Regions from separate parts of the Mus musculus genome. Here all the other regions are linked to region 2. The links are chromatin loops, found by intact Hi-C in ENCODE. Cell type or tissue: heart. All regions are shown on one strand. Each heading gives the region's core, and the rest is flanking DNA. Links, peaks and the distances in the headings are about the cores only.

Region 1 (7,427 bases), core at 1,469-5,468, 170 kb before region 2:
ATGGCTGATGGGGAACCTCCTCAAACCCTGAGGGATCCAGAGCCTTTTATTCTAGGGGTGCTGTGGGTAGAGGCATTTCCAGCTGCCCTCACTCCCTGGGCCCATCTTCTGCTGTTGTTCTTGCTGTGTTGATTTGCATGCCATTTTGCTTGTGGTCTCCATGGCAACCACCACCAAATGGCCTAGGGATAATGGAGGGGCTCTGGGTAGGGGAGGGGGAAGCCTCATGAGTGGTTTTGACTTCAAAAAAAAAAAAGAAAGAAAAGAAAACAGTGATTCCGCAGCGCAGCGTGCCTGGCAGAGGGGCAGCCCTTCCCCCGCCTGCAATCCCTCAGCGCCCCTCACCCAAGGCTTCTTTCTAACTTGTGAGGGGGAGGGAGGCAGTATCCTGGAACAGGAGTCCTTGCATCTGGCTTCAGAACAATGGGAAGAATCAGGGAAAGCAGTGGCGGCCAGAGGAGGGAACCCTTGGGGGCAACCAGCGCCTTCTGGAACCATCTGCAGCTTCCAGAACAAATCTCCAGCCGGCAGCTCTCCTGCTCCGGCCATCTTTGCTCTCCCTCTTGCCAGGTCCCTCCACCCTTCCCAAATCTCCTCTCCACAAGGAAAGAGAGAAAAATAGAAGCATGACTTCATGTCTCAGGGCCTGGCTCCTGGGTGGAGGATCTAGAGGAGTTTAATTGTTCGCATATGTCCAGCTCTAGCCCTTCACAAAATGTGTTCAGGGCCGTGAGCTGCAGCGGTTGAAAAGCTGGGGAGATAGCACGGGGATTGTTGGGCTTAAAGATGAGCAGACTACAGCTCAGGGCTGTGAGTGCGGCACAAAGAGGGGGACCCAGGCCAGCTCTATGGAGGGCTGGAAACCAGCCTCCGATTTATGTTCGATGCACTTAAGTGGACCGAGCTTTCTTCTCTTCATCCATTCCGTGCGTTTCTCAAGCTAACTTCTCTCCTGCTGCCAAGGCTCTGTGGGTGCTGGAGGTGAGCTCCTGCCTCCCTCCGACCCATAGCCCCGTAGAGCTTGGCCCTGTTGCTGCCTGAGGCCAGTGGCTGGCCTGACGCCATCTCCTTGCTCTCTGAGTCGCTCTGCTCTTTCATGGCTCTTCTCTCCTTCCAAGGTGCAGCGGTTCCTTGAAACATCCGGATCATCCAATAAACATCTTTACAACAAGAGACCACACCTGCCCCAGACAACAGGAAGCCCCACAGGACAGCTGACCCATGATAGTCACTAAGAACCGTGGGAGCTGAGGCTACCCCCTTCCCCACCCCCCCACCCCCCCACCCCCCCACCCCCCACCCCCCACCCCCAGCATAGAAGCAGTCATCTCTTGGATGGATCTGGAGTCATGGAAAGTTTTTTACCTGCTTCCCCAGGGTGGCGCTGCTTGGCTCTGGGTTGGATGTATTGGGGCAGGTGGCTGAGCCTCACTTGTTTGGACTTTGGGGAGCAGAGACTAACAATGAACTGGTAACAACCAACCGCACAGTGCAAATGCAGCACACTGCCTAACATAAGACAGAGGGAACCACAACACATGGCTTGCGGAGCTGGGCGAGCACACACTGCTATTCCTTCATGAGAGGATAAACTGGGGTCCAAGAGAGTCTAAGCGGGCTCAACCCCCAGCACCACATGAACTGGGCATAAAGTAATTATGGCAGCACAGGTCTATATTCCCAGCACTGGAAAATAGAGGCAGGAGGAGCAGAAGTTATAGGCTGCTATCCTCGGCTACAATCAAGTTCAAGGCCAGCCTGGGATACATGATTAATCCTTGACACAGCAACAAATGGAATCCTAAGAAATACACAAGGCAGAGAGGAGGGAGGGACAGAGCAGGTGGGATAAACAGCAAGGACAAGGCAAGATGTCGGACATGAGCCCCACCCCAGAGACAGCCCATTAAACAGGAACAGTCAAAACCCTCCAGCTGAAAACCAGAGATCAGGAGCTGGGGAAGTGGCTCTTCAAGCTCGAGGACCAGGGTTCAGATCCCAGGTAGGGCATGATGGCCTGCCCAGAGATCCTGGAGCAAACCGCTAGGAGAGAATGTGGCATTGACCCTATGCACAGCTGTGCTCCAAGCTCCCTGAAAATGGAAGCTTTGCTCGGCTGAGCAACCCCAGGGCATTGGACAGCTGCTACCATGCTCCTAGAGAGGCTCTGTAATGTCCCTGGATTGACATCCCTATGTAAGTGTGCATATGTGCACGTGTTTCATTGCCCAGGGCTCAATACGAATGATATATGGGGATTTAGGTGGCAGTTGGAACAACTGAAGAAAATGGTTGTGATACCAAAGCAGTGAGGTCTGTGTGCATGCACACGTGTGTGTTTATGTATGCACATGCGTGCACACACATATGTTCACATGTGTGTTCACAGGTGTATGTTCATGTGTGTGTGTGAATGTGTGCACACATGTATGTTCGTATGTGTGTTCACAGGTGTATGCTCATGTATGTGTGTGTGAATGTGTGTACACGTGTGTTTATGTATGCACATGAGTGCACACCTGTATGTTCCCATGTGTGTTCATGGGTGTGTATGTGAATGTGTATGGCACTCAGAAGACAACCTTGGCTGTCATTCCTTGGGTGCTGTCACCTTGTTTGTTGCCCTGAAACCCAATGAGCAGGCTAGCTGGCTGGCCTGTCCCCAGGAGCCTCCCTGTCCCCATCTCCCCAGCCCTGGGAGTACAAGCAGGGGCCACCATATCTGGCTTGTATGTGTATTCTTCAGATTGAACTCAGGTCCCATGCTTGTCGGGCAACTGTTTTGCCATCTCCACAAGGCCAAGAAGTTTTCCTGAAGTGTAGAAGCAGCTAAGCTGCTGAGCTGTGGAGCTTCTGAGCCACACACACACACGAACACACATGGAAACATACATGTGTGCACACATATGCATACATAAACACATGTGTGCACACAGAGCCTGCTGAGTTAAAGCTCTGGCCAGCAACGTGCTTTAACAATGGTGACACCAGAGGGCAGGGAGTAGCTGAAGGTACTTGCCACCAAGCCTAATGACCTGGCTTTGACCCCCTAGAGAATTGACTCCCGTAGTTGTTCTCGGATGTCCACACATGTGCTATGGCACACTTGTGCCCCCCCCCAACATACAAATAAGTAAACATAAAAATAGCGTTTGAAATTTAGATGCTGGGGAGGTGGACAGTTTAGGGATTAAGAACACTTGCTGCTCTTACAGAGGACCCGAATTTGGTTCCTAGCACCCAAAAGGTAGCTTACAGCCAGTTCTATGGGATCTGATGTCCTTATCTGGTTTCCACAAGAAATAGGTTCACACCTGGTACACAGACATACATTCAGGCAAAGTACTCATACACATAAAATATATAAATCCTTTTAAAATTAATTAATCTTAAAAAAATATCAGTGATACCCCTTCCACCTGCACAAGTAGGAGCAGGCGCCCTGGCCACTGGGTCTACTGAGCAGTCAGGGAGGCCGGCCCAGTGCAAAGGAGGAGTTCCAGCTGTAATTTCTTCTTCCTCCCAGTTTCTCTGCGTTAATTACCTCCGGTGTGGCTTCTGACTTCTGCAGAGGAGCTGGGCTTTCCCCAGAATCCCCGAGAGAGGTGGGCCTGGTCTCTTGTTGCAGGAGGCACCTGATAAAATCCAGCAGTGGGGCCTCATTGTCCCGTTGTCCCGTTTGCCGATCTGGCAGGTGCAGAATCGCCCGGGGTGAGGCGACCTCCCAACAGCCAGCTTTGCCCATCTCCCACCCAAAACCCGGGGCGCGGCACGTGGCATCAGTCGCTTGGCACGGCCCACCTCTCTTGTTTGCCAGTTCCCTCCACCACCTCCCTTCTTCCTAATTAACTCCACGGCAGCAAGTCTGTGTTCCTCTGCCCGGGCAACGAGCCAGCATCCTGGCATGCGCCTGCCTGCGGGCTGGAGATGAGCGCCCCACACACAGCCTGGAGCCACCCCCAAACTTCAGCAGCAAGGACCCTCTCCAACCTCAGGTCTGGGTGGCAGGGGTGCCCCTGGCTGGCTGGGTGACAAGACAGGCCCGAGGCACTAGATTTTGTGTGTTAGTTAGGAAGCACTGAGAAATTGCTGTTTGGGTTCTGGCTCCTCCTCCTGCGAGGAAGGTGCTGGGGATTCTTCGATCATGGGCAGATCTGGCAGTGAGCCCAAGAGGAAGTGCTGGGGGGGGGGGCGGGGGGAGGTGCTGAGGGGGAGGAGTAGCTGAGGGGGAGGAGTAGCTGAGGGGGAGGAGCTGCGGAGGAGGAGGAGCTGGCGAGGTGGAAGAGCTGAGGAGAAGGGGAAGAAGGATTCGGATTCTCTTAGGCCTTGTACGAACTGTGATAGGCACCCACAGAGACTAAAGCTAGGAGCTAGGAGCGGGGAGAGCACCCGATGATCGTCCCCAGTCCTCTCCAGTCCTCCCACCTGCTCAGCCTCGGGTTGCCTCTCTATGCACTGAAGAAAGGCAGGCAGCTCTTCCCTGGACGCCCAAGCTGACATTGTAACCCTGAGATCTGGATAGCAGCCTGGGAATCTGCATGGCTCCCACCGCCTGGAACCTCTCAGCCAGCCAGTGGTCAGGTCACCAGACGGAGTCCCTTTCCACTTCCACCTCGGGGTATACATAGGTCAAAAGGCCCAGAGACAAGAGAGGGACAGATGTAGACAGCCATTTAGAATATAAAAGAAAATTAACAGGGTGTCCCAAGTCACCATGCATCTCTCAGTCAGGCAAAGGAGCTGTGAGGCAGAGGAAGACTCCTGGAGCCCCTCTTCTTTATTCCCCAGCCCGGAGAGAAGAGGGGGGGGGGCTCTAGTCGCACCTGGTCACCCCACCCCTCTCCTCTCCTGTCAGTCAGCATATCCATAGGGGAACTTAGCGCAAAGAAGGCCTTCTGATGTTTGTTTTTAAAAAAAGGAGGGAGGGATGGGAGGACGGAAGGGAGACTGACAGACGGACAGAGGACTGGAACGGGGAGGGAAGAGGGAAAGAGATGAGAAGGAAGGAGAAGGGGAGGGGGTGGGAGGAGAATAAGACAGAAAGGGTGAAGGAGGAGAAAGAGAAGCAGGAATAGAGGAATTAGGAAGGGAAGAAAGAGGCAAAAGAGAAGAGAAAGAAGAAAGATTAGAGGGAGGGAGGGAAGCTGGAAGGAATCATTTTATTTTATTTTATTTTATTTTATTTTATTTTATTTTATTTTATTTTATTTTTTTAGACACTCAGAAGGAACAGTAAAAACCCTGAGCTGAAAGCTTGTCCCATCTCTCCGGTAGCTCCTGTCAACCTCCCTCCAGGCTTCTCGCTCCAGTACAGTGAGGGCAGGCCCTGGCGCAGGTACATGAGCTCCAAGCTCTGCCATGCTGGGATCTGCCTCCCAGACGCCAGCGTCATCCCGTGCACTGCAGCTCAGCCTCCTTCCCGGCTTCCCACAGAAGAGGAGCTGGCTGGCTGAGCATCCAGCACTGCCTCGTGCAGGCAAGACTCATCCGTAATGACAGGAAAGGATGTCTGCCCATGCTGGAAGCCACCTGGGACCCCAGAGCTTGCCGCACACTCTGTCATAAAATATCTTGTCACCCCGGCAAGTATCATCTCTGACAAAATATTTCTGGATACAAAAACAAGAGGCCTATTGATTTTTTTTTCACGAGGTCACACCACCTTGTGGGTGGCCCTGTGTAGCTCAGTTGTCATGGATTCTGTCCCTGAATGCCCACTGGGACCAGGGTGGCTGCTGACCCAGCGAGCCCCCATCCTAGTGATGGTTGCTCTGGAGCTAGCACCAGCATGGATATCCTTGTTTCTTTTGTGTTGCTGTGATAAAATACCCTAAATAAAAGCTTCTTGGTGGTAGGGGAGGGTGGGGGGGGGGGAGGAAGTGCTTATTTTAGCACTTAATTCCAGGTTTCGATGCACCACTCTGGGGAAGTCACAGTAGAGGCACTTTAAGACAGATGGTCTCCGGTTGCATCCACAGGCAAGAGCAGAGGAAAACAAATGCGCGATTGATTATGCTTAGACTCCTCTCTGCTCTTACACAGTCAAGGACCCACTGCCTAGGGAATGGGGTCATCCACAGTGGGCTGTGTCCTCCCACACCAATTAAGACAGTCTCCCAGAGACAATCACAGGCCCATCTGATCTAGACCATCCCTCACTGAGACACCCTTCCCAAGCATCATAGATCGTGTCAAGCTGGCAATCAAAAGCAATTATCATAGTTTCCCAGCCTGGAAGCAGCACAGGCAGGTGACAGCTCAGACACCCGAGAGAAGACCCGAGTGTCCATTTCAGGAGTCTGTACATCCCCCTTAGGAAATCTATTACAGCAGAAATGTATGTCTACTGTCTGGGTCTACGTAGACCTGAGGGGGATATGTCTGCTGTCTAGTTCTACGTAGACTCAAGGTGGGGCTTTCTCAGCACCCCTTACCCTACCCCCATGGGTCCTTCACTTGATAGGGAGAGTCTGTGTAGGGCTTGAGTCTAGCGAATTTGACACTGATGTGTCTGGCTCCAGCAGTGGTCATCTGCAGGACCTGGAGCCTAATCTTTTTCTCTCAGCCTTAATCCACTCTTGGTAAAATGATCATGACAACCCCTCAATGGGATATCAAGACTTGTATCTGGTGGTTGCCCCGGTTCCTATCGTGGAATATCAACATTCTCAGAAACTACTACTGAGTGGTGGGGCAGGGCCTGTGCTAATAGAGAGGCCAGTGGCAGGCTACAGGCAGCTCTGGGATAAGGCTGTCCTTGAAAGCAGAGACACAAGACTAGGGGGTGGGGACTTCAAGTCCATCCAGGACCCAGAGAAAGCTGTAGGACTGGAGGTGGAGGTCGAATCTGTTACTTGACATCACAGAGCCCCCTGAAAGTTCTCTAGAATATTTTATTCCTTACCTTACTAGATGCGTGACTCAGAAATATTTTCTCCCAGTCCATGAGCTATCTTTGTGCTTTGTGGATTGTGTCCCACCCTCTGCCGCCCAGTGGGGAAGAATCAAGCTAGAGCCTCAGGCATACAGAACAAAATGCTCTACCCGGAGCCACCAACCAGTGCGTCCTAGCTAGGCTCTGAGGATTTGACCTGGCTGGGAGCTATCTATATAAGGGAGTAAAGAAAGGACAGGCAGACATATGGACACACAGACAACACTGGGATTGGGTAGACCGGGATCTTGGATGGAGAAGCTGCGGCACCCCCAAAGCTCAGACTGTTTATTATGTACAGCTACATGGGGAGGTGGATTATTGCACACAACTGAACAAGGAGGCAGGGTTAGCTAAGGTCTGGGAGCACGCTCTTTGGGGGAAGCAGTTTTTAGACTAAATATCTGGATGGGGATGCAGGAGGAAAGCTGTGCGGATATTTTCTATACGTTCTCAACATTCTCTCAGACCAGGGGGGTGGGTCTGACATTTG
Region 2 (7,427 bases), core at 2,219-6,218:
CTGAAATGTCTCCATTTCTGTTATCATGTCTGTCGTCCCACTTGATCTCCCCTTTGCTCTTTTTTTCAACAGGTAGTTATTAAATACCTACTGCGTGCAAGGCACTGTGCCAGCGCTGGGATGGAATGACAGTCAGAAGAGGGAGGTCTAAGCCTGAGGGAGGGAGACAAGCAGTCACGGGGCTCAGATGGAACAGGAGGGAGTAAACTCATAGGACAAATGAATGATGATGAATGAATGAATAACTGTTTGTTTGAACAGCCTGATCTACCATGGTACAGCCATTGCCTAGGACAGCTTTAATCAGGTCACCTTCCTGTCCCAAACTTCCAGCGGCTGTGTTCTAACTCCTAGCCTCTTGACTCTGTCCTTTTTGTTTCTGAGATGCTAGGGATGGAACCCGAAGAGTTCAGACATGCTATGCAAGTGTTTTTGAGCTGTTCCTCCAGCCCAGCCTTCTGACTCAACACGCTCTGCTTCCAGCCTAGCTCTCTACTCTGTTAAGTTCTAACCTAGGAGATAACCCAGTCATCTCCTGTTTGTTTTACCTTTTTAGAAACTTCACCCTAAATTTTGATGCTGAATTAAAAAAAAAAAGTCTTTATTATTACATGTAAGTACACTGTGGCTACACACAGAGGGCACCAGATCTCACTGCGGATGGTTGTGAACCACCATGTGGTTGCTGGGATTTGAACTCGGGACCTTTGGAAGAGCAGTCAGCGTTCTTAACGGCTGAGCCATCGCTCCAGCCCAATGCTGAAGTCTTATTGGAGGGACAGAAGAACCAGAGCTGATGTGGATGCATGAGGCACATCAACTCTTTCCTCCCCAACTTGCTTTTGGTCATGGTGTTTCATCCCAGCAATCGGGATCCTGATGACAAGAGCCACCCACTGAAGCGAGAAGTTGTGACACCGGGTCAGAAAAGTCATGAAGAAGGTGACCTTATTTACAAATCTGGCAGTGTGGGTGGACAGGGAAGCATTCTTCTGTAATCCCAGCACTCAGAGGCTGAGGCAGGAGGGTTCAAAGCCAGCTTGAGTTACATAACAAAGCTTTATTTTTCCCACTGCCAAAACAAAGGAGGGCAAAGGAAGCGAATAAGCAACAATGACAAACCCCACATGGCAAAGCAGCACCTGCCCATAACCTCAGCATTCAAAAGGGCGAGGCAAAAAGATTGCCATGGGTTTGAGCTATGCAGCGAGCTCTGGCCCAGCCTGAGCTACAGTTTAAGACTGAGACAGTGAAAGGGGGAGGGGGCAATGGAAAAGGGCCAAGGAAGAAATGGAGAACAAAGAGGCAACATTGTTTTTATATTCACTGCACCCTGTCGATGCAGACTGTCAACAGCTCAGGCCAGCAGACAGCCGAGCTTGAGCTTGAGGTGTCTATTTGGTTTTGGTCTGTGTGAGTTCTTGCAAATATTGGCTCAGTGTGAGTATTAAGATCAGAGAAGCCGGCCTGGAGTGAGTTCAGATAGCGAAACGGGGAGTTCCCAGCTGTGACATAAAGGCCCATTCCTGGCTTACCGTTGGCTTTACCTTGAGTACGGAAGCTGCAAAGAAGCCCACGGAAGCCTACCAGCCTGCCAGCAAATCTCTCTCCTCCCTCTAAAAGAAAGCCTGAAACCTGAAACTCCTTATCTCTCTCCTGGGTACACCAGATCACCAATTTGGGGGAACTGAATCAAAGAGATGGCAGCACCCCTAAGCCACTTGCCTGTCCTCACGGGGCTCAGATGAGTGGGATTTGCAAAGTGCTGGGGACCCTGTGGATGACCTCCTCATTGTGACTTGCCAGTCATTTTACATTGTGGCTCACCCTGAGTCTTTGAGCGTAGACCTGAACATACCTAAGGCTTCAGTTTTTACCATGGCCTCTTCCTCAGCTGTTACCCACCACCTACTAAGACTAGACCATATACAACCTCACCTCTGTTACCCATCAGAAGTCCTCTCCTTAAGCACACCAGAGTCTAAGTAAGCCTCATCTTCAAGTGTGTCCTCTCTGTCTGACTTCCTTTTTTTTTTTTTTTTTTTTTTTTTTTGGTTTTTCGAGACAGGGAGACCAGGCTGGCCTTGAACTCAGAAATCCACCTGCCTCTGCCTCCAAGTGCTGGGATTAAAGGCGTGTGCCACCACTGCCCTGCTCTGTCTGACTTCCAAGGAACGCCATTCTGCATTTGCTCAGTTCCTGTCCGAATAACTTTGCTGGGCTCCTCCTCAGCACTATCCCCACCTATGTGGGCCTTTTTATCCAGGTTACCTGCCATATATGTTTTCTAGGAAGGTTCACAGCAATCCAAAGCTCTGCTGTCTTCAGCAGCGTGAGCTGCTGCCTGCGATTGCCCCTGCCCGCCCGTCACCTATTCCTGAGCTGTGGCAGACCCTGATAAACACAGTGCTCCAGGTTCCCTTGTCTCCCTGCTGTTTGCTGTTGCTTCTCTCTTCAGTGTCCTTCCATGAGCTTCTGTTATTGCTTCTGTGACCTCCCTCAAGACTTAGGCTATAGGTCCTCTGGGAAGGTCTCTAGGAGACAGGCTACCTTCCAGAACACTTTCATGGAAGGTAATCATACCGGTTTTTTTATATATCGTGTGTGCATATACATGTGTGCATAGGTCAGAGAACAAACCTCAGACATCCTCTGCCTTGATTTTTTTTTTTTTTTTTTTTTTTTTGTCTTACCTTGTAGCCCCGGTTGGCCTGGAACTCTATGTAAAACGAGGCTCACCTTGAATTCAGATGCCTCGTTGTCCAGAGTGCTGAGATTAAAGATGTGCATCACATCTACCAGTCACCTTGTTTTTGGGTCAGGATCTCTCACTGGCCTGGAACTTGCCAATTAAATGAGGCAGACTGGATAAGGAGCCTGTGGAATCTGTTTCTGCTCCCTCAGCACTGAAATTACTGGTATGTGCTACTATGCCAGGCTTTTAAATTGTGTGTGTGTGTGTGTGTGTGTGTGTGTGTGTGTGTGCGCGTGTGCTCAGATACACCAGCACCAGGGAATGACCCCAGTGCTTTGAACATGCTCAGCTGACACTTTACCTCTGAGGTACACCCCTCTTCCTCAAATATTCTTTCTACCACCACAAGTCCATATTCCAAACTATGAGTCTAATTTTCATTCCAAAAGATATAGCCCACCTTTTCTAGTGGTGTTAGGATATCTAAGGTAGGAAGAGATCCTTATTGTGCCAGGCTAAGTAAGCTCGAGGGGAGGGGACGATCACAAAGAAAGCTGGAAGAGAGGAGAGGTCATGGTCACAAAGTCAATGAATGGCAAGGACAAATGCTAAATGACGTCATTTTGGTTCAATATTCCAATAACTGAAGTTTTACAGTGTTGTTTGCACCCAGACTCTGGGCTCCTCATGGATTTAGCAATCTACCTAGTGCATGCTGTGTAACTGCAGGATGCTATTTGTGCTCCTTCCTGGATCATGTGATAATATCTGGACTTTTGAGACACAAAAGATACAGGTTCTCAGCAGTCAAGAATTAAACTGAAGTCAATAAAATGCTGAATAGAAAAGGCAGAAGTCTCTGTGAGAGCCACATCTGCCATCAGATCTTTCTAGGGGATATGGGTTTGCAGGATGAAAAATACACAACAGACGTTTGAAGCCGACTTCGGAGAGTAAGTAAATCTGACGACCAGAAGGCTTAAAATATAATAGAAAGAAAGGAGTGTACAGAGCTCACGGGACCCTGAAGGGAAACGAGAGCAGCAAGTCTGTTGTGTCCCTTTTCTCCACAAACATTTCAAAACATGACACTGGCGGCAGCAAAACTGCATCTCGAAGGTACTACTAGAGCGTTGTCTCTTCTTCCAGACGGGAACACATAGACAGGGAATGGCCTCTTACAGCACTGACAACTTTCAGAAGCATCGCGGATCTACCAGAACATCAGGGTCGGGAGTGGTGGTGGAGAGGAATTAGGCTCCTTCCATCACCCTCTGTGGAGAAAAATATGAGCTTTCAAAATCTTCCCGTGGCTTGAACAGAAACTTGAAAGGGACTCTACGGAGCGCACAGTGCTTCGGACCTTACCCACCAGATTATTACGTATATGTATACCAAGGAGGAGCCAAAGAATGGAGGACCACCGCGGGCTTCCCAGAGCCAGGAAGAAAATGCGGGGTGTGTAGTCTCAGCCCAGGGCTTGGGGTGGGCAGGTTGCGTTCGCTGTAGGGTGGAGTAGCTGCGGGGAAAGCAGGCCTCCCCAGGGGGCTGCTTTGCAGCCGGGATTGTTTGGCTCGCGTCAGAGCAATCCCCGGGGAGCCTCTGAGCGAAGGAGGGGGCCAAGAGGATGCCGCGAGGAGCGCGCAGCGAGCTTCTAGGCCGCGTCCCGCGCACGTACGAGTGTGCACCGTAGGGAGGTACAGGGCGTGTGCACGGCACGGGCCGGAGGCGCGCCAGTGCGTGCGCCAGGTTCAGGGCGCCGCTGCGCAGAGGGCCAGCGCCGCCGGGCGAAAACGCTGCGCAAACCCGGGATACGGCGGGGCGCAGAACCGGAGAACGGAGGCGGCTACGCAGAACTGAATCTGCGGCCCTTTGGTGCGCAAGCTAACGCGGAGTCACAGTGCCCAAAAGCGTGAAGGCAAGCGGCCACGGGAGAATTCCGCACGGCTCTCCGCATTGACCGGGAAGGAGCGTCAGCTCCGAGGAAAGGCGCGCGTCCGAGGCGCGTGAAGAACGCGCAGCTCGCACCCCCGCGCGCTCCACGCGCGGTCTGGACGACCACAGCGCGGGCGGGTATTAGGGGAGAAGGAGGAGGCGTGGTCTTTTCGTGACGAACCAATGGGATCGGGAGCACTGCCTGGAGGCGGAGCTCAGGATCAGGGCGCTGATTGGCCATTCCGCCCTCCGGTATGCAGATGCGGTGGGAGTCACGTGCCGGGGGCCGGTACGACTTCCTGTTGGAGGCCCACGCGGGGCGGGGCCGGGGGCGCGAGCGCCGCGTCTGGCTGGAGCGGGGGGAGGGGGGTTCTTGTCAGTTAGAGCAACAAGATGGCCGCGGTGGCAGCTCCGCACCTCAGCGCGACGGCCCCGGGAGCCGCAGCCGCCGTCGCCGTCCGCGTCGCCGTGCAGCCCTGAGAGCCGCCGGGTCACCCCGGCCGCCCCCGTGACAGGCGGTCCTCGCGCCGTCGCGCTCCCGCCGCCGCCGCCGCGGGCCCGCTCGAGCCGGAGCCTGAGGCGGAGGGAGCGGAGCGGCCCCGCGCCCAGCCGCCCATCGCCGTCCCCGCCTCAGACCCGGGCTGCGTCCGAGCCGCGGCCCGCCGAGACTTAGGAGCAGGGCGCGTCGCGGCGTCGCGGGCACTGGACCTGGACCTGCCGGGACGTGCCGCCGCCCACCCGCCGCCCGCGCCCGGACTCGATCCTGCGGCGCCGGCACTGAGCGGGCCCCCGCCGCCGGAGCGCCCCCGAGGGCCCCGGGCGGCCGAGAGCGACCTCTCCACCGCCAGGCCCGCGCCGCCGGAGCCCCGCGGAGCCGCCGCCGGGGACGGAGCCCAGGTGAGAGCGCCACCGCCGCAGCGCCCGGAGGTCTTCGGGCCCTTTGTTCGGCCGAGCCGGAGCGCGGCGGCCCCGAGCTACCCGCGTGCGGCGCCGGCCGGGGTTGACGGGCGGAGGAGAGGCACGGACTGCGAGCTCCTGGCCGGGCGTGCGACATCGGGATGGGGACCCAGGGGTCGGACACTTAGCCGTTCCCCCCAACCCCCGCGCTCGCTCTCTCGTTCTCTTAAAACTAATGCAGTGGTGGATGATACCCGCTCCCCTTGCATGGTCCCCTGCAGACCGTGCGTTCCCAAAGGGTGGCATACACCGATCCGCAGTGTGGCGTTGTTTGGTGAGCCATGGGCGACCCCGAGGGCCCCCTACAGTTGTGAAATGAGGTGGATTTATTTGTAACGGTGTTGCAAACGGATTGCGGAGTGCTTGCGTGCTAGGAAGACGCACCGCCACCGCCGCCAATGCAGCTACCTCGACCGGGTTAACAGATAAGGAAACCCGAGCGCCCCGACGCCGTCTCTGCTTTTTTAGGGTAGCTTGGTCCGCGGCTTCGCCAAGTAGGTGAGATGTAGCGAATGCTTCCGTAGCAGTTAAAACCTGCAGATGTGGACCTGAAGCTGTCCCCCACCCCCATCTCCCTGTGCGTTGGCCGGGCGAGGAGACGGTTGGCGCGCGCGCTGCGCGTCGCTGGAGGAATCTTGATGAAGGATGGTGCTGGGATGCTGTGAGGGAGCCCGGGGAGGAGGAGGAGCCGGCGGGGCTCGGCTGCACCTATGGCGTTCTGAGACTTCTGACAGTGCTGGTGCTTCCGTGTGTAATTAGTTGAGTTCTTTCCAACCTTTGCCTTCGCCAGATGAAACCTCCATTTGAGTGGTCTGCCCATTGGCTTCTGGGAGTGAAACATAGGTTCAAAACTCAAAATGGTGCTCCATTGATGGCCAACTTGGGCATCTTGAAGGAGTTGCACGTCGGAGTCTCCTGGCTCCTTTGCTCCATTGTACTGCCCAGGTTCTGATGGTAGTGGTTGTTTTCTGGGTGTCTGGTGTGCACGTTAACCGCCTTGTGCCAGTATAGATAGTCTATTCATCACCACATCTCTGAATGGCACCTGACTGTATATGCAGTTATTTTATGCAATTTCCTGTCTTTGGATTGGAATAACTATGTGAATTAGTTCAGACCCTAAAAATGTGACCTGAGTGACTTCAGAGGATAGTTTGAACTGTATATGGGGTGCTGACAATTGTATTCCTGGATTGCAGACTTCTTTCCCTAGGAAATGAAATCCTGAGTTAGATAAGACAGCCCAAGCCAGTTGAACTTGGCTGGCAGAGGGCACCTTTTTTCCCCCCCAGAACAGAAGAGGTGAGCCTTGCTTTGGACATTTCAGTGTGGTTAAGATGCTTTTATTGAGGAAATGAGGTGTCTAAAATACAGGGTTCTGTTATATTGACGAAATTGATTTTATTCATGGGGGGAGTCTGAATAGTTGGGACTTCGTTTACCAATACTGAAAAGACTTTTTTTCTCCCTATCGAATTATCTTAGTACTTGTGTTTTCATAAGATTCTTAGAGTCTATTTTTATTTTATATTTTGAGTAATCAGAAATTAGTAGTTCAGAAAGTAATAGTTAAATTGTGCATCCTACACATATGATTTAATTATATGGATCTGATTTTAAAACTATGAATTTAAACTCATGCTTCTTGTCCAAAGCAATCTGACAGTGATCTCCCATGTGCTAGTAAGCTGTCAGTTTGGACCCTAAGATTGGCAAAGGGTTAATCTTAATTCCACTTTTGATTCTGGTGTTTAAATGTTTAGGTGGTTATAGGGACTCTAGTAAATGCTGGTCTTCCTCTTTATGTTTTGTGTTGTCATAAGGAGCAGATATATGGTTA
Region 3 (7,427 bases), core at 1,469-5,468, 54 kb before region 2:
CAGGGTATGGTGATGCAGGATAGGTACCTCGTCGCTCAGACAGGAACCTCTGACTCTTGAGGCCTGGCCTCCTGCCTGAGACAGAGGCAGAGCCAAGCAAAAAGCAAAAGCCACAGAGAGGCCCTGGGCTGACGCTTGGTTGGGCCACCCCATACTACTCAACTCCTGGAGGCCATTTATATCTTGTGACTTGCCCGGGCCGTGCGGAAGTCCTGGAAGCTGTCAGGATCCACCTTTGGGAGTATTTGCTCGCTTAAAGACCCAGAGGACAGCGCCAAAAGGAGAGAGGTTGAGGCCCAGGAGACTGGGTGCCAGGTCAGCCTGGGAGGTACAGGCTGCCCCAGGGTAGCCTCTTAGATCCTGTCCACAGAGCCCTTAACATGGTCTCCTCTCAGCCTCACCCTTTAGTTGCAACCAGCTCCAGGAAAGATGTGAAGCAGTCCAGCACTGGGGAGACAAACAGCAGGACACAGGCTGGGAGTCTTCCAATAAAGAAAGGGGATGTTGGAGGAACAGAAGAGAGAAGAGTGACGGGAGGGCACAAGCCACTGTGTGCACGTCCCACTACACAGGTGTTTGTGGGTGCACACTTACGAGGTGTGCTTGAGATGTGTGAGTGTGCACGCGCAGGTAGGTGCACAGGGTGTGTGGTGTGCAAAGGTACTGGGGTGAGGTGTAAGTGTGCAAACGGAGATATTCAAGTGTATGCACAGATGTATGCTCATGTGTGCAAATGTACATGTGTGGCAAACCAGAGGAGAGAGGGAGAAGAGAGAAGGGCAGAAGCCCCACCCCCACAAGCAGTTAGTCACCCAGCAACCAGTGCGGTCTGCTCTTCACAGGGACTCTGTGGGATCCACACACAGCCCCCAGGAGCCCACTGTGCATCACCATCCTTGGGGGTCAAGAGCCCTTCCACAGGAGAGTCCCTGAGACAGGCAGCTAGCTAGCCAATCCTGGCAGATCCACACACTCTACTAAGTTTAGGTGCAAGGTTGGGAGGAGGAGGAATCTCAGCAGGAGGGGCTATCCGCCTAGGTCAAGCCTGGAGTCCCACTCCCTGCTCTGTCCAGGGCAGCTACCTGGATCTCAACTTCCTTATCTGTAATGTTGGAGGTGAGGATGCTCAATTTAGTGTCACGTGACAATCACATTTGTCCTATTGCCCAGGCCTAGCCTGGGGCAGCTTTCCCCCTTCTTTCTACTCCGGATCCAAGACAAGCCAACCCTCACTCCCCTGCCCATCTCTGTGAAAATCTCCTGACACTGCAGACTCCCAACAAATAAACCCGCTCTCTCCTTTCCATCCCTGTCCTTCTCCCCACCTGGAGAACCTGGATCCTTCGATCCCACTCTTCTCTGATGGATTGTTCATCCTTTAGGAACACCCCCAGAGACATATTCTATCTTCCCCCAAGCCTGGAATTCAGAAGGAGGCACCTCTCTTGTGACTTACACAGGGCCCCGATATTTACCATTTCACTCTTCATTCTTGGCAGACTGGACGACCTGGCAATCCGCTAGCTTCCTTCCCTAGACTGTATTCCCTTGAGGGCAAGATCCTTTTATGCCCTGTGTCCAACCCAGGATATATATCCAGGAAATACATGAGAAAAGAACAAACCTTTCCAGCAAAGAACAAAACTCCACAGCAGGACTAGGGATGGACTAAGATGAAGGCTGCGGAGGAGGGGGCCTTCCCACATCCACACCTCTCACCCCCAACTCCCCCCACACACACACACCTTGTACTCTTTTCCCCTACAGACCCTGCTTTTACTCCGAGGCATCTGGAGGCTGGAGGCTCTGCCATCATCCGATGCTGGCTGGCTCATCAGCTGTTGCCATGGAGACCAGCCAGCAATCAGATCCATGCCCTCCTGCTGCTGGGCACAGTGGAGGTAAAGCCACAGAGAACCTTGACAAATGAGGGAAAGCTCATAGCTCCACACCCAGAGAAGCCTAGCACTGCTTACCTCCTCTTTCCTGCGGGAGGTGACCTCTGGAAGTCATTTCACCCCCCAAGGTCACTTCACTGGAATGCGGATGGGGCTGTCAACCCCTGCTGTTATATAGAGGTGAAATAAGCCCCTGAGGTGTGTGGGCCTGACACCACGTTTTGGCGGGCTATGACTTCTGATTTAGCTTTCTGAGAGGAGGTTGTGAGGGATGCCGTCTCTGACCCTTTATCCAGACCTATCACCCCCAACTCAGGTAGGGCTGCAGGAAGGAAGACAAAAAAATCTATTCATCACAACACTTAGGGATTCTGTGTGACACAGAAACAGAGACCTATAGGTATGCTGGTCACATGACCCCGACAGGCGGCATAATGTTGTTGCCACAATGGCTACCTCCTGCAATGAACTGATATGCTAAGACTTGCAACCCAGCTCCGGAAGATTTAGAATGCCTTTGCTGTTCCCGAACGGCCCCAGAGCCTCACTAGAGAAGGGGGTTGGGAGGGTGTATGGGCACATGGAAGCTCTCGCTTCGGGGATTGCTGGAACAGAAACAAGTCAGGATTCTTCAGCCAGCCCTGGGCAGGAAGGAACTCAGATCTCCAGATCTCGAGCTGGTCAGAGCTTCGGACCTCAGCATCTGAACCCAGGTTCTTATGTTTGCATGGCGAGTATCTGGCTGGTCAGCTCTTTACTCATGGGCACAGGTCTGTGGGGACTGGGCTCTAGGCGCTTGCAGGTCACAGAGCTGCCCCAGCCTGCGTGGACAGGAGAACTTTGTACCTGGATTTGGGGATAGGAGACTGCCAAGCCATCTGGCAAAAATGTGAATTTCTCCACCAGGAGGGATGAGGGTGGGAGGCAGGATTGGAAATAAGATAAGAATCTGTCACGACCTACGGAAGAGAAACTGAAAGGAAAATGCCCGTCTCAGGGTGGAACGACGCGTAAAGCATTCAAAGTGTGCTCTACCCAACCACCTCTGAGCTGCAAGCACAAGGTGACCCTGAACCACGTCTCTCTAATAAAAGGGAGCAGAGGGACCCCTGAGCAGCAAGGCAGGGGGACCTACCTTGAAGAGGGAGGGAAGCTAAAGATTTGCCTTATGAGCACAGCTCCTCTGAGGTTTGCTCAGGGGTGGGGACAAGCAGAGGGAAGCCAGCTTGGCATTTCAAAAGCGTTCAGGATACAGAATAGATGGCAGATATATTGCTATCCCTTTGGGCTCCTTGAGGGTGTACACCAGCGTCTGGGTGTGTGTGGTTAGCGGCAGAGCCAGAAGGTTCTGCCTCCCCCCACCCCTTCCCCGCCCCATGATTCTCTTCCCCCACTCCACCCCTGTTGGCCTCCTTCACTCCATCCCTCCCACTCCCCTACAGGGATTTAATTCCGACGTGTAAGTACCCCGTGAGCAAAAGTGTCTGTCTAGCTTAGAGCCGCTCTGAGTGTCACAGGAGAAAGGGCTTCCGATGATGACCAGAGAGGGGGACACACTCCCCTCCTCCACGTTCAGGAAGTGTCACTTGACCCCAATTTTGCTCACGGGGAGAGAAGGAAGCCACCGGCTAACTCCATGGTCTTCAGAAGTCTGTCTGTTTTCTAGTTTCCTTTTATCCCTTTTCCAAAGCTCTGCTCAGCCAAGGAAATGATGTAAACACTTACGGTGGCATTTTAATGGCCCCGGGGGTATCGATCCTTATTGTGAATCCAAAAATAGCTAAGTTATTAATGCTTGACAGTGCAGAGTCAGGATATCTTTCTGTGGAGAATTCGGCTTGCATTTTCTCTGGATTAGGAAGGTCCAAAACAAGGCTCACAGCTCCGGCCCCTGGGGAATGAGGCCCCGCGGCGGCAAACAAACCATCAGAAGAAAGGAAAGCGGCCTGGACCCAAGTCCTGATGACAGAGACCTCTAGACTCCAGCTATTAATGAAGCCCCTAGAGTTCCTAGAAAGAAACAAGGCAGCGAGTCCTTTTAGAAGCATTGTTAAGGGGACACCTGTGGCCACCACAGATGCAGGACTTGGAGTCAGCGCCCTATGTGGACCAGCTCAGTGTCTTCTCCGCTAGGGCTAGGTGACCTCAGCCTCCATCAGTGTGCCAAGCTTTGGCTGGGCATCTTAACAGGGTTACAGTTTCATCCCTCAGGATGAGTCCGGGTGTCCCAGATCAGGAGACCTCAATATGGAAACAGACCAGAATGGTCTCGGTAACCTCCTAGGGAGTCTTTGTGAGCCCCGGTCTTCACAACTAGGACCCTACCACCACCACCACCGTGGGCTAAGATCAAGGTATTACGGGATCTTACTGGATATCCCCAAACCTCAGTGGCACATCTTGCACGGGGAAAGGTTAAGCATGCTAAGACACGTGACGATTCTGTGACACTACAGGATGCAAAAGTACCGTGTTTCAGAGTCTCACCAACTCCAGCTCACTCCAGCCCCAAGGCTGCCAGACCATTAGTCCTTCCACCTGCTACCCTCACCCAACAATGTGGAGAGCATCCTGACCAAGGCAGAAACGTCCTGGGCCTCCCTATGGACTTCACCCTCATCCTGGCTCAAAGCCTGTTGAGAGGCACAGCTGACCAGGGCTTCTGAGAGGCTAGCGAAGACTCTCCTTGGGTACCAGCAGGACAGCAGCCATTAATCACTCTTGTTCTAGCTGTCAACCCTGGCAACCTCCTGTAGAGGCCACATAAGCACACTTCACCTTTAAAGGGCTCCAGGGTGCTACTCAAAGGGGGGAAGGGGGAGAAAGGGAGGAAGGAGAGGAAAGGAAGGGAGAGAGAACAAGCTAGAGATCTTCACCCCCTCCATCCTCTAAGACCCCCTACGCCCTCCTGATGGGCCTTTGTCGGACTCTCAGGTCCCAGAGGGGAGAAAGTTGAAAACAAGCTGGAGGGGCGGCTGTAACCAACCCCTCCCCCCTCTATCCATCACAATGACAGAGCCCTGGCCTCTGGAGTTCAGGGGGCTCCCCAGCAGGACAAAGGCCAACAGATGTCAGCACACACCCGTGAGTCTGTCACCATTTCCTGGGGTGGTGGCTGCCGCTGTGGTCTCTGATGGCTGGTCTTTTGGAGCCAAAAATGCAGGCAAGGGATGGGGTGGTGCCACTCCTCAAGGTCCCCTTCACACAGTCACACTGCCAAGTTGCCTAGCTCACAACTTGGTAACACAACAAGAGTAAAAGGAGAGATAAAAGGGCATATCTGACCCTCAGAGAATCTGATGGAAGAGGGAACCAACCATTCAGGTGGTCAACAAAGCACAAGGTGGGCAGGAGGAGGCACTGTGAAGCCCTGAGGGAAGGGGAGAGCTGTTGAGTTTTTAGGGCTCACACCCCAATAGTAGAGGCTTTGCTACCTGTCCACAGTGCCAATTCAAAAGACAAAAACTAGAGAAGAGCAGAAAGGAGATTGGTTGGTTGGTTTGTTTTATTTTGTGTTTTTGCCATGTGGCCACTTTCAGATAAATGACCCCAGCGAGATGAGACAGTGGGTAAAGTCCCCAGCCACCAAGCGTGGCAACCTGAGTGGAATCCCCAGGACCCACACAGTAAAGGACAGAAGCGAATCTTACCAGCTATCCTCTGATCTCCACACATACCACTCTCCCTGTCCGTAAAGAAATAAATGTAATTTAGAAATAGAATCATATAAAAGGAAGAGGTAAAATTCTAGTGACCCTCCCCCAAATCCACCTTCAAGGTGTGACATGAAACGAAGGCTTAAGTGTAGGGCAAGAGGTCTGCAGAGTCACTAAGGAGTCCTGGTCGAGGCATGGCCCTGTCCAGGACTGACCCATCTCCACTCAAGTAAGTCCTGCAAAGTGACTTGACAATGTGTCAGAATTGTATGCAATCCCTTTCTGGGAAGCAAGTCCCTCCTCTGGGTGGCACCAGGGCTTCTGTTCCTGCCCCGCTCCCCCACCTGAGATTCCCGAGGGAATGCCAACTCTTTGGGGTCCTTTGTTTCTACAGTCCAGAAGCAGGTTTGTCTTTCTTAGGGTACTCCCTCTGGATAACTGTCAAGTTTGACCCTGGTGAAAGTAGAAGTTATTCACACAGAGGCAACCTGAATGGACTAGCTGGAGATGGGGCCATCCATGGCTGGAATCCTGGTCTGCTGAAAGGATCAGTGAGGCCAGCTCCAAGAAGCTGCTACTCTCTGGACACTGAATTTTAATGATGAGAGATCCACTTTTTCCTGGCATCTGGCTTAAGGTGCCGAGGGGTGCCCTGCCCATGGCCAGACACTCCCCTAAGTGGCCACAGCTAAGGCCTGAGTGGGAGGTGGGTCAGCAGGGCTGCATGGGCCAGCCCAGGACAGCACCCATGGCTACCGCCTCCCTGAGCTCTCCAGCTTATTTCCCTCCTTCTGTTCTTTGCTGTCTACCTCCCAGGCTCCATCTACCCCCCAGAAACCTACAACCCTCTGGAAAGGGTGAAGCAAAGACCTTGATTCAGAAATAATTAGTCGACACTCCAGATCACAAACCAACTCTCCACTGACTGGAAACACGAAGGGTTCTAATTTCACTATAAAGACTCTGCTCAGCTTCTAACAGGACCCCCCACAGAGATGGGGGGGCTCTGTGGCCTCCTGGGGAGCTGCTCCCCACTGAGTTCCTTCAGCCCACAGTTCCCAAACTAGGACACAGCATATTTAGGACAATGCCACCAGGCAGAGAGGGAGCATCCTAAAGAAGGGCTGTGCTTGAGAGTTGAGAATAATATGTATGACTTTGATGGCACAGCACTTACAGCCATGGCCCGTCCTAGGACACGTCATGGGCTGAGGGCACAGAATGGAACTCAGAACAGCTTCAAATCTCCTCTGAGACAGCTACAGAGAACAAGGGAGTAGGGGAGACTGGAGAGGTGGCTGAGAGGCTGAGAGTTCAAGTCCCAGTTTCCATGTCAGGCAACTCATTACCACATGTATGGTCAGCTCTGTCTCACTGTGCTCATGTAAGCAATATCCACACAGAGGCACACAATTTGTAAAATGAAAATAAGCCGGGCGTGGTGGCGCACGCCTTTAATCCCAGCACTTGGGAGGCAGAGGCAAGTGGATTTCTGAGTTCGAGGCCAGCCTGGTCTACAAAGTGAGTTCCAGGACAGCCAGGGCTATACAGAGAAACCCTGTCTCAAAAAACAAAAACAACAACACAAAAGAAAGAAAGAAAGGAAGAAAGAAAGAAAGAAAGAAAGGAAGGAAGAAAGAAAGAAAATAAGCCAGGCAGTGATGGTGTGTGCCTCTAATCCCAGCACTTGGGAGGCAGAGGCAGGCGGATCTCTGAGTTCAAGGCCAGCCTGGTCTACAGAGCAAGTTTCAGTTTCAGGACAGCCAGAGTTGGGTGGAGAAACCCTGTCTTGAAAAATGAAACAAACAAGTGTAATACAAATGTCAAACGCCACACAGGCTTGACTTCAAGTGGCAGCTGGTTCCTCACCTTG

The links. Hi-C counts contacts between places; a loop is a spot of excess contacts. Peaks named below come from ENCODE experiments on the same cell type or tissue, not always from the same donor. Only the 100,000 strongest peaks of a DNase experiment are listed, where the experiment ranks them.
Region 1: a loop joins it to region 2, with 2.1 times the contacts of the local background. A loop is called at or near these places in 9 of 42 quality-filtered maps.
Region 3: it touches region 2 in a loop (2.7-fold over the local background); 7 of 42 quality-filtered maps call a loop at or near these places.

Annotation. Positions count from the first base shown.
Region 1 is chr11:117,478,935-117,486,361 of GRCm38, forward strand. It overlaps Gm34418 (a long non-coding RNA gene), which reads right to left and starts at 4,118. Exons shown (of 2, transcript XR_389180.4): 1 at 3,545-4,118; 2 at 638-1,130. Gm11733 (predicted gene 11733) reads left to right here and starts at 5,434. Exons shown (of 3, transcript NR_130966.1): 1 at 5,434-5,582. In heart, for the core only: no CTCF peak of the experiment used is centred there; a DNase peak (open chromatin) is centred at 3,887; H3K4me3 peaks cover 1,174 bases; H3K27ac peaks cover 1,404 bases; H3K27me3 peaks cover 399 bases.
Region 2 is chr11:117,649,805-117,657,231 of GRCm38, forward strand. Tnrc6c (trinucleotide repeat containing 6C) reads left to right here and starts at 4,485. Exons shown (of 22, transcript NM_198022.2): 1 at 4,485-4,882. In heart, for the core only: CTCF peaks have their summits at 4,493 and 5,884; DNase peaks (open chromatin) are centred at 4,327, 4,847, 5,737 and 6,187; H3K4me3 peaks cover 2,820 bases; H3K27ac peaks cover 2,464 bases; H3K27me3 peaks cover 1,124 bases.
Region 3 is chr11:117,596,418-117,603,844 of GRCm38, forward strand. It overlaps a transcript of Gm35170 not described here. Among named protein-coding and RNA genes, the nearest start is that of 2900041M22Rik, 11 kb to the right of the region's middle. In heart, for the core only: CTCF peaks have their summits at 2,816 and 3,460; DNase peaks (open chromatin) are centred at 2,404, 2,834, 3,324 and 4,941; H3K4me3 peaks cover 1,818 bases; H3K27ac peaks cover 795 bases; H3K27me3 peaks cover 3,175 bases.